Linked DNA regions of Homo sapiens: region 1 is linked to region 2. The links are chromatin contacts, found by Hi-C or POLR2A ChIA-PET in ENCODE. All regions are on one chromosome and are shown on one strand. The core of a region is the stretch at or near the end of the contact, and the rest is flanking DNA. Distances in the headings are between cores, read along the strand shown. Region 1 holds the start of INSM2 (INSM transcriptional repressor 2). Region 2 holds the start of NFKBIA (NFKB inhibitor alpha).

What was found. A loop is a pair of places that touch in the nucleus more often than their neighbours do. ChIA-PET counts read pairs that join two places held with the same protein, here RNA polymerase II (POLR2A). Pooled maps may share reads with other maps.
Region 1: a pooled map shows a loop between it and region 2 (4-fold over the local background). The contact joins the promoter of INSM2 here to the promoter of NFKBIA in region 2. A Hi-C loop is called at or near these places in 6 of 50 pooled maps. POLR2A ChIA-PET finds 5 or more read pairs at or near these places in 3 of 52 experiments (A673, SK-N-SH and WTC11).

Annotation. Positions count from the first base shown.
Region 1 is chr14:35,531,332-35,537,352 of GRCh38, reverse strand. INSM2 (INSM transcriptional repressor 2) reads right to left here and starts at 3,189. Exons shown (of 1, transcript NM_032594.4): 1 at 299-3,189. The coding sequence starts at 3,100. The coding sequence ends at 1,400. RefSeq lists enhancers at 1,100-1,922, 2,093-2,242, 1,923-2,746, 2,747-3,570, 3,571-4,395 and silencers at 3,203-3,572, 3,673-3,752.
Region 2 is chr14:35,403,499-35,408,862 of GRCh38, reverse strand. NFKBIA (NFKB inhibitor alpha) reads left to right here and starts at 4,114. Exons shown (of 6, transcript NM_020529.3): 1 at 4,114-4,445; 2 at 5,065-5,173. The coding sequence starts at 4,219. RefSeq lists enhancers at 1,616-1,675, 3,653-4,052, 3,257-4,128, 5,233-5,282, 5,313-5,364 and silencers at 4,123-4,292, 4,443-5,032.

The DNA of each region.
Region 1 (6,021 bases), core at 1,940-4,439, 130 kb before region 2:
TAAAATATGTTTTCGGTTGACATTTCTTGGGGGGGATGTCTTTTTTAGATTCAAAGACTAGTGCATATTCCTTGCTTTTTGCAGCTCAGTCTTTGCAGCCATACTTCAAAGGAAAATTTTTCATTGCATTCCTGCACCATCACATTCATTTGCAAAATATTTCCGTCTTTGTATTCTGTCCAAATGGGTCACTAACATTCTAAAACAGGATACCGACATTGGGGAGATAAGAAATGTGGCTTTGAAAATAGGCTGTGTTCAACAGGATTCTTAAGACAAACACAGAACACAACAAAAGCACAGTCTATGTACATTTATTTGGTGGTAAGCATCTTACAAATACGGGCTTTCTGTCAGGCAGTGCTCAGCCAATGTCCCAAACTGGCTAGTAGGGAATTAGTACACAATGTACACTGAAATGGTTTTTTAAAAAAATCAAAAACAAGTTGCCGCTGAAAAGAAAATACTGAATATTGAGCAAATTGCCATTCAGTTCCTTAGTGGATTACAGGTGTTAACATCTTCCTTAAGCTGTACATATTTTCATAATGAATACACAGTATGACATTTACAGCAGAAGCATTAAACAATTTGGGTGAAACCCCATTAAAACAGTCAAACTTGAGGAAACGACTTCTGTATTTCCAAAAAGCCATTTAAAGAAAGGTTTGAAGTAGCTCTTCCTGAATACTGCCCACAAAATAGCTGAGGGTGAGAATTTTAGGGGGTGTCTCAACTCCAGTAAAGTAGCATCCTCCCCACCTCCAAACACCAACTTAAGAATGGACATGTACATATAATTGGGCAAAGGAAAGTTTACAGGGGAGATCCCCATGCACCCCAAAAGCAGCAAAAATCCTCTTACATTTTCTGCCAGGTCTTGAATCTCCTTAAGTTTGACACCAATCACATAACTTTTAATTCACAGAATATACAGTGCAAAATATCTGACCCTATTGAGACAGAAGCTGTATAGGCGCCTGTGATGACAAGACAAAAAAAACATTGGCTACCAAAGGGTAGCCAGAATCCTTTGTGGACATTGAGACATGCACGCATTCACCGCGACTTTCCATAGGAATTACAAATCATATAGGATTCGTTAGGGTCTCCAGAGTTTTAAGGGGAAAAATCCTATTTTAGTGGGGAAAGTGAGAAGGATTTAAAGCTGACAGTCTTTGATCTCAAGGTTTATACCATATACATACCTGCTCTAGAGAGGGATATTACATTTCACTGTCCGCTCCTCTGGTGGAACATTGACTACAGGGAGAATTTTAGGGGATTAAAACATAGGAAGGAATGAAAGTAAACTTGCAAGTTGAAGAAAGCCCCACAGAAATTCCCATGATCTGTTTCCTCTAAGGCCAACCTCGAAATCATCCTGGTCTCTCGTCCCTCAGCAGCCAGGCCGCAGTGGCATCTGCAGCAGCAGCACTTGCCGGCTTTCTGAGGGGTGGCACTTATTGATGTGCCGGGTCAGCCCTGGAGAGCTAAAAAAAGTGGACGGGCAGTGCTTGCACGAGAAAATTTGCTGGGCACTCCCGTCAGATGGCCCGCTAGGGCCCGACGTTTCGGGAGGAGCCCCCGCCAGAGCGGGCAGGAGCAGCTCCTCGCGGACAGCATGCCACAGCCGGTGCTTCTCCCTGATATCTGCTGTAGGGAAGTGCGCTCCGCACAATGGGCAAGCGAAGGCAAGTGGGGCACCGCGTTCGGAGCCAAAGCCCGGCGCTAGCGCACGGGCCGAGCCCGCCTCGTGAGTGCTCAGGTGCTTGCGCAGATAGGCTTGGCGACGAAACTTTTTGTGGCAATATGGGCACACGAAAATCTCGGATCCCCTGCCACCACTGGTACTGCCCGGCACAGGTACCCGGCGCCCCAACACCCCCTCCGTGTAGGGGCCCTGAGGCAGCGGTGGCTCTGGATGCGTCAGCACCTGGAGGCCCTGCCTCGGGGCGCTGTCCGGGTGCTGATCCGCCCCGGAGCTGTCCCTGGCCTGCGGGTGCTGATCCGCAGTCCGCTCTATTCGGCTGTTCTCCTTTCCCTCCGCCAGAAAAGATGCAATGGCCCCGGAGTCCCGGGAGGACGAAGACGACGAAGAAGGCGGCTTCCCGTCGGCGGAGGAGACTGTGGCGGCGTTTGCAGCCGCAGGACGCGGCTTATGCCAGCGGCGATGGGAGGCCAGGTTCGCAGGACAGCTGAACACCTTGTCGCACTCAGGGCAGCGGTACTCTACGCGCACGATGCGGGAGCAGCGGTGCTGGGCCAGCGCGAAGGGGTCTGCGTACTGCTCCTTGCACAGCTGGCAGATGAACTCCCCCAGTGGCGTGCGGCTGCCCCCCAAGCCCCGGGACGGCGCTCCGGGCTCCTCCTCCTTGATCTTCAGGCCCAGGACAGGGGATGTGGTCACCTCATCGGCAAAGCTCAACTTCCTCATGGCCTTTGGCTTCTTGATTCCCGCGGCCGCGGGTCCAGACGCGCAGTCCGTGGGTGCCTTGCCGCGGCGCTCGCCGCCGGCCGCCCGCTTCAGACTCTGAAGGGCGGCCGAGAGGGGCGCAGGGTCCGGCTGAAGCGCGGGCTCTGGGAACGGCGCCCGAAGCGGCAGCAGAAACTGCTCCCCCGGGGTCGGTGCGGCTGCTGGCGCCACGGAGCAGGAGAAAGCGGCCACGGCGGCGGCGCCCCCGGGGAAAGACTCGGCGGAGACGGGCGAGCTGAGGCAGCGCTCCAGGAACGCCCGACGCAGCTCTGCGCCTGCCGGCTTCGCTGGACTGGGGCTGGGGCTGGGGCTGGGCCCGGGACCTTCCCTGCCACCCGCCCGCCACTCCGCGCCTTCCCGCCCGCCCGTCCCCGGGCTCACCCCAGCCGCCCGACATGGCGACCCCGACTGTTCCCGGGCCGCCTCCGCCGTCAACCCCTTTCCTGGTTCCTCTCGGGTGGGGGGTGTCGCCCGCTCCGCGCCGGGCAAGGAGGCGCTGGGAGCCTCCTCCAAGAAGGGCGGCGCCCCCTGGGGCCCCAGCAGAGGGAAGACACGCTCCGCAAGGCGAACTCGGTACAAGCCGCCTGTCCGTTTAGTTCGCTTCACCAGGAATCCCCTTGGCATGGTGGAGTCGAGAGCGCTCTGGGACAAGAGGAAAGGGGGCGCCACGGGGACTGAGAGCCGGCCAGCAGATGAACTAGAAGAGCTTCGCCGCGGCTGTCATGCCGGGGCTATCTTTATAGCTGAGACGCGGGCCGGGGTCCCGCCGGGCCTCCCCGGGCTGGCCCGGCCAATCAGGAGTGGGAGCGGGCGCCGGGGGCGGGGCTTTCTCCCGTGCCGATTCACTGGAGTAGACGAATCTGGCGGCGGCGGCGGCGCACGCCCAGCCCCGCCTCACAGCGCCGCGAACCTGCCCCTGTGGCCGGCTGGGTCCGCCTCCCCCTGCAGCCTCCCGGGCGAAGACGCCAGAAGGTAAGGTCCAGAGTGTGAGGGAGCTCGACACTCCCCGCCTTGGCTGCCTCCGCGGAGCGTCCCACTGGGGAGCCGGGCGAAAAGGCCACCTCACGACGCCCTCCGCTCGGGCCGGGACCCGGCTGCCCCCAACGCGAGGGCGTCTGGCTGAAAAGCTCCCGCTCTGCGCCGGACGGCCGAGCGGAAGGGGCGGTGGGCAGAAGGTGCGGCGGAGACCACGGGGTGGGTGTCCGGGAGGGAACCGGTGCACGTCCTCTGCGGGTATTGAGCTGATGAGAAGTGCGACCGAGCGGCCGGACAGCTGACTGCACCGCCCTGTGGCTGCTGTCGGCGGCGGGAGCACGTCCGCCCGCCGGTATCGATCGGGCCCGCGCGCGGCGGCGACACTCGAGAGTTCATCTCCGCAGAAGGGCTCTCAGCGCGGGAGAGCGTGCCTGCCCGCCGCCAGCCTCCGAGTCGGGACGCCCGAGCGCGGCTGGGTCCTGGGCGTCTGCGCTCTTAAGTGCTTCTCGATAGGAGCAGGAGTAGGGAGAGGAAAGGAGGATCTCATTTTCCACTGTCCTCGCATAAAGTGGTTTCTCTGTTCACACTTTCCACTTGTACTACCCAGAGTATGACTTAATTCCTAACCGGCCTGTTTAGCATGGAGTAGATTGAGTGAGAAATGCCGGCGGAATCAGCATTACAGCTGCTTCCCCGTACACCACAAGTGATACTTTGCAAAAGGTGTGCTGTAGAGCAAACTCAACAGATTTTCATCTGGCACCCTGCAATGCTCCCACCACTATTTTGAGAACTAGAAGAGGTTTGAAAGTGTTTAGTAGTAATTGAACTAGGCAACAATTAGACCATCTATGACAGATATAAAGTGCCAAGATCCATAATATAGGTAAATAAAGTGTGAGAACAGGAAGGGGAAAGACTATGTGCACAAGTCTCCTTACTAAACCAAATTGGAGAAAAAGACTGACAGAGGTGTTTTAAAAGTACACGATAGCATAACAGATGTAGTCATCAATAAAACACATTGTCTTTCTTCAGTGAAGTATTTTTACAGGGAGAACATTATTTTGAGAAAGATTTGGAAGTAATTATATATTAATCATTGACTATGTTATAGGCATTCTGCTTAAGTAATCTCTAATCTTCATACACACGCACACAACATGTACACACACAAACCAAAAAGGAGATATTATTTCTCTCTTTTTTCAATGTGGTGATTGAGCCATTTAGTTAGATAATGGGTAAAAGCCAAGCAGAGCTCAGATTCAAACTTGTTCTGGCTAATTCCAAAGCCCAGACTCTTTCCACTACACCAATGGCTTCAAACTATTTTTTTCCTTAATCACATCCCACAATAATAAATGTGTTCTATAGTATATACACACATGTAACTGAAACAAAAGTCTCACAAAATAATACTGTGGGTCCTAATCTATTTGTAAATTATGAAATCATACATTGAAATGTTTGCAGTGCATTCTCATATTTTTCATTGTATTGTATTTTGTTTCTTAAAAATAGCAGTCATAGAAAATACATTGATTTCATAATTTACAAATGGATTAGGACCCACAGTTTGAAAAACACTCATTATATTGTCTCATTAAATAGCATGAAATGATACAAAATTAAATAAACCTGATACTGCATAATCACAATATCTGAACCACTGTTTAAAATATTTGAGTCCTTTAGCAGTGTTGGTAAACTTAGTTTCCCAAATTGGTCATTTCTGACATGTCAGCTTATATGTGACTTCTAACTCAAATTCTCAATTCTCCTTTCCTCCTCATGATCCATACATATTGTGTGGTGTGGAAAATCTGATGTAATAATTTTAATACTTTAAGATAACCCCTTTTCCAGAGAGAGAAAGGACTCTTCCCCAGGGGCATAGTACTTTGTAAGAATTGCTGTCAGATATTTTCTACCAGATCCGATAGTTCCAATAGCTCTCTCCTTCCCTTCCCAAGTGTAATTTAATAACATCCTTTCTGGAAATCATTGTAACAATTTACATCAGAAGCTTTAAAAAGTATGTATACATTTAATCTACCAATTCCTCCTTTAGTAAGTCATCCAAAAGAAGAGCGAAGATTTATGCACAAAGCTGTTTATCACAGTGTTATTTGTAATTATAAATAATCAGAAACCATCTTGAGTAAACTATAGTATAGCCGTGTTATAGATGATTACGTAGCTTTAAAAATGTAATGATAGAGACAAACATATATACCATAACTAAGCAAAAACAGCAGGCAGCAAAAGTTGCTTGTACAATAAAGAGCTCAGTTATGAAAAAAACGAAATGCATATAAGACAGTGGAAGGAAATATGCCAAAATGTTGTTGGGATTGCCTCTAGTAAGTAGGAATTCAAATAGTCTTTTTTTAACTTTTTTGTTAAAATATTTTGCAATAATCGTATATTACTCTGATAATCAGAAAAAAAAAAATTGCAAAACTGCCTTAAATCCTTTCTGGAGTTAAATGTGGTACCCTTCCCCTAGGATACTAGCACACTGCAACATCAAATGGAGAACTGTACAGATAAGTAGCATTCTCCAG
Region 2 (5,364 bases), core at 2,865-5,364:
GTATTTTGAGTAGAGATGGGGTTTCACCATGTTGGCCGGGCTGGTCTTGAACTCCTGACCTCAGGTGATCAGCTCGCCTCAGCCTCCCAAAGTGCTGGGATTATAGGTCGGAGCCACCGCCCCCAGCCTTGTTTTTCTATGGGAAAAGATCCATAGCTTGGGGGCTCCCTGTTCTGAAGAGGATGCAGACAGTTGCTACCACGATAGCAAGAAAGAAGACAACCTGAGACTGAAAGCAGAATATTTAGAATTTCACAGTGGGGCTGCCAGTTGGGAGTGCACCTGCCTTGCTCTTCAGGAACTCTGTCATGGCTCGTCTTTCTTCCAGCCTAGCTGCACTGAGCAATAGGTAGCCTGATTCCAGAGTTGAATTTGCTGTAGCCAAAACAATTTAGTTTTAATTGGCCAGGCCAGTTGACACAGGCCACCCTGCCCTGAGGATTTTGGACCACCTGGCTGAACTTGTAGACTCTCTCCATGGCACTTCAGGCAATAGGTTTTGTCCATACTGTGCTTGTTCCATGCAGGAGGAGTGCCTGAAGTGCCTGCAGCCAAACCAGGCCCTGGCGATGCTCCTTTTCCCATGGGGGTGCTCCTGGAGCATCACTGGCCGTCCTGTCATTTCCTACGGCTGCGTCCTGGGCCAAAATACAAAGCAGCTTTGAGGTGTAACTTATTATTTTGCCTTATGCATTAAAAAGGCCAAATAACATTAAAAATCAGTTATCTAAAGTATTTTGTTTTGTTTTGTTTTGTTTTTTGAGACAGAGTCTCACCCTGTTGCCCAGGCTGGCGTGCAATGGCGCGATCTCGGCTCACTGCAACCTCTGCCTCCTCGGTTCAAGTGATTCTCCTGCCTCAGCCTCCTAAGCAGCATCTGCACCACCACACCCGACTAATTTTTTGTATCTTTAGTAGAGACGGGGTTTCATCATGTTGGCCAGGCTGGTCTCGAACTCCTGACCTCATGATCCACCTGCCTCAGCCTCCCAAAGTGCTGAGATTATAGGCGTGAGCCACTGCGCACAGCCTACAGTTTTAACATTTTTTTTAACGGTTATGTTAGCTAGAATGTTTGACAATGAGGAGGAGAAAAATCTGAGTGCTGAAGGGTCCATAAAGGTCTTTCTTTTTCTTTTTTTTCTTTTTGAGACAGGGTCTCAGTCTGTTGCTCAAGCTGGAGTGCAGTTGTGCCATCATGGCTCACTACAAACTCCACCTCCCAGGCTCAAGCAATTCTCCCACTTCTGCCTCTGGAGTAGCTGGGACTACAGGCACCTGCCACCACACTCTGCTAATTATATTTTTTGTAGAGACAAGAGTTTAGCCTTGTTGCCCAGGCTGGTCTCCAACTCCTGGGTGGCAAGCAATCCTCCTGCCTCAGCAACCCAAAGTGCTGAAATTACAGCAGTGAGCCACAACTCCTGGCCCATAAAGGTCTTTCTAAATCAAAACCAGACCCTCTTGTTGTCTTCTGCCCAGTCTGCTCATGGTTCTAATTTCCAAGTGTATATTCTTTTTCACCCACGTTGTAATGTTTGTTGACTTAAACCATATAGCGCTATAGATGATGGGGAGAAAACCTGTTGGATCACATTATTCAAAACTGTTTCCCAGAGTCGCAGGAAAACAATAGGTACCTCCTTGGAAATCTCCACTGTAGGGACAAGTCATCAAGGCTCAGCACCTCCCAATTTTTGCAAAAGGCACTATGACAAATCAAGGAACGCCTGTGCCTTACTCTTACCACTAGGTGTCACACAAAACAATCAGGAATAAACACCAAGATCCTGAAGGCTACCAGAAATATAAAACCATAGAAGGTGGTGCAAAAAAACCTTATTCCTCAGATATTTTTATTTTTTATAACCATTTTTATACCTGAAGCCAAATATCTTCTTCTGATGTATCCTCTATAATTGGGACATTTAGAGTTTGATGTTTCTGTACTTGTTTAAAAGAAGTGACTATCCCCAGATGGGGGTCAGGGGACACCCACCCTTTATTTTCCCTAACAGTTGGAGTAGAAAATACTTTTGAGTACATTCCAAATTATAGTGTAGTCAGTCTGATTTTCACAGCGTGTTTTCAAAAGTGTTAATACTAAGACTGCTTTGGCCAAATGATTAATATACTGCCAAGGGGTTCCTGGGTAAATTTCTATGCATTTCAGTTTCTTTTTAGGGAAGTAGGAACAATATCTATCTTACAAGATTAGTTCTGAGAACAATGTGGTACATAAGGCGCTGGAATTCTTTCAAAAATTTATACCCTGACATTTCCAAGAGCCATGGTCACCCTTACAAAGGAGAGTTAGGCATGCATTTGTAGACAAGCAATATGACTTTTAAGCTAGAAAAGACCTTAAGTAACATTCAATCTAATCTTATTATAAAAGTTAAGTATACCACAAAAAAGTTAACTGACCTCTCCAACTAATGTGCAGTCAAGTAAAGATAGAACCTGGAATTGAGATGTCCCATTGCAGTCACTGTTTCACCTTGCCTCAATCATTGTAGATTTGCATATCATAAACCTGCAGAGACAATGGTGTCTATCCCTGGGAAGTTTTCATTGTAACATGTGATCATTATTACCCTGGAGGGTCTATCTGATTTTAATTTTTTTCCCTTCATACTTGGTCTCTCTCTATCGAGTCAGATTTCTTTCATTCTAATATTAGGGGAGGGGTGGAGATACGAAGAGAGGGGAAGGATTGGTTAGTACAAGGCCAGTCAAGGTAAAGATGATTGCAATAATCACCAGAAATCTCTGCAGAACTACAGAGGCCTCCTGGGACTAATTCTGAAGAGCTCTGACCGAAGTTTGCTTTATTTTGCCTGTACCAATTCTACCAAGTAGATGAATTCAGTCCATGGCTTGCAGGCTTGGAGGTGGAGGTGGAGTGGAGAGCATAAATTATATTTCTGCAGGTGAAACCAGAGCATAGTGAGCCGAAACCCCTTTCTACCCAGGTGGCGTGAATGGGTCCAACTGCTACTGTCCCCCAGGACAAGAGAGCAAGGAGGGGCGGGCAGGATGGGACTACCTTGAGCCTCCCGCAGGATGCCTGGCAACTACTTTCTTAGTGGTCCTTAAGGTCCAATCGCGGTTAAGGCACTAACTAAACTCATTCTTCAGCCTCCTTCTCTAAGTTCTCCTCGAATTTGGGTGCCCAGAAGTAGGCTCACGATCCTTTTTCTGCGGGAGCACAATGTAGGTCAGATAGCATAAACGAATAGCTACTTATGAACACAATAGCTACTCTGCTATTGCAAGGTATCCACAACCACCACTACAAACATTAACACCTTGCTTTACTTGGGAAACAAAAAAAATCATGGTCCTATTCAGCAGTTTCCCCATACAGGGAGCGTTTGCCCCTCCCCCAGTCAACAGGGCTGTTCATCCCTAGGAAGTGATTTGAGAGTTCTCCAAGGATTTAGGCTTTTCACTCCTCCAAAGCTTTCACAACTTCTACCTGGCGGGGGTGCGTGGGGGGGTGGGGGCGAAGCTAAAAGTTCCTTTGCTGCAAAGAGCCTGGTATAGGCAGAAACACCGGCGCGGCCTGCAGCCCCCTAACCACAGTGCGTCCTTCCCCTTAGAAGTCTGGGGAAAGCAAATCCCTACGCCCAGCCATCATTTCCACTCTTGCGTTTTCAAAAGATCAAAAAACGGAAAGGACCGGCAGGTTGGCAAACCCCAAAGAGGGACCGCCCATCAGGTCGGCGTCCTTGGGATCTCAGCAGCCGACGACCCCAATTCAAATCGATCGTGGGAAACCCCAGGGAAAGAAGGCTCACTTGCAGAGGGACAGGATTACAGGGTGCAGGCTGCAGGGAAGTACCGGGGGGAGGGGGCCTGGTCGGAAGGACTTTCCAGCCACTCGGCGCTCATCAAAAAGTTCCCTGTCCGTGACCCTAGTGGCTCATCGCAGGGAGTTTCTCCGATGAACCCCAGCTCAGGGTTTAGGCTTCTTTTTCCCCCTAGCAGAGGACGAAGCCAGTTCTCTTTTTCTGGTCTGACTGGCTTGGAAATTCCCCGAGCCTGACCCCGCCCCAGAGAAATCCCCAGCCAGCGTTTATAGGGCGCCGCGGCGGCGCTGCAGAGCCCACAGCAGTCCGTGCCGCCGTCCCGCCCGCCAGCGCCCCAGCGAGGAAGCAGCGCGCAGCCCGCGGCCCAGCGCACCCGCAGCAGCGCCCGCAGCTCGTCCGCGCCATGTTCCAGGCGGCCGAGCGCCCCCAGGAGTGGGCCATGGAGGGCCCCCGCGACGGGCTGAAGAAGGAGCGGCTACTGGACGACCGCCACGACAGCGGCCTGGACTCCATGAAAGACGAGGAGTACGAGCAGATGGTCAAGGAGCTGCAGGAGATCCGCCTCGAGCCGCAGGAGGTGCCGCGCGGCTCGGAGCCCTGGAAGCAGCAGCTCACCGAGGACGGGGACTCGTAAGTGGCGGAGGCCCGGGGCTGGGGGTCGTCGGGAGGGCGGGACGCGCGCGGCCTGGGGGTGGGAGGCGCCGGGCCTGGAGCCCGAGCCGGGGGACCAGCGATGCAGCCGGGCGGGCGCCGCGGCACCCCGGGGCTCCTGCACCGCCCCGAACGCTGCAGGGCTGCAGGGCCGCGCGGGGCACCGGCCCAACTCGGAGGGGCGGCGGCTGGGCCCTGGTGGATGGCAGCGTCGCCACACGCCCCCTCCCCCCAGACCCGTCCTCTAGGCCGGGGGCGGGGCGGCAGCGGGGACGCGAAGTCCCCGGTTGCATAAGGCGGGGCGGGAGTTTCTGGCCGCTGGCGGGCGCCGAGCAGCCGGGAGGGGAAGTACAGGGCGTTCCGAGCTGGCGGGAGGGCGGGGCGGTCTGGCCGGCGCCCGCCGGGGCCGCGGGGGGAGGGGGGCGGAAAGTCCCTGGGCGCCTGCCAGGAACACTCAGCTCATAATAACCTCGCGGAAAACACCGCGGCCTCGGCCTCCAGAAACCCCGGCCTTGCGCAATCCCCCGCAGCCCGCGCCTCCCTGGGCCCCACGCGGTGCACTCACCACCCCTGGGGTTTTTCCCTCTCTTCCCCACAGGTTCCTGCACTTGGCCATCATCCATGAAGAAAAGGCACTGACCATGGAAGTGATCCGCCAGGTGAAGGGAGACCTGGCCTTCCTCAACTTCCAGAACAACCTGCAGCAGGTGCGCCGCTTGCCTGGCCCGGGTTCTCTCTGACCCTGGGACGTAGCTGATGTAGCAGAGTCACCCCAGATCCTTTCTGAATTCAGGGCCACTGAGCACTATTTACCCTCACCTTTTACTTCACATCAGCCCACATCCTAGAGAGTGAAGGAAATTCCACTGATTTGGTGAGGTCTTTATGACCCACCTGG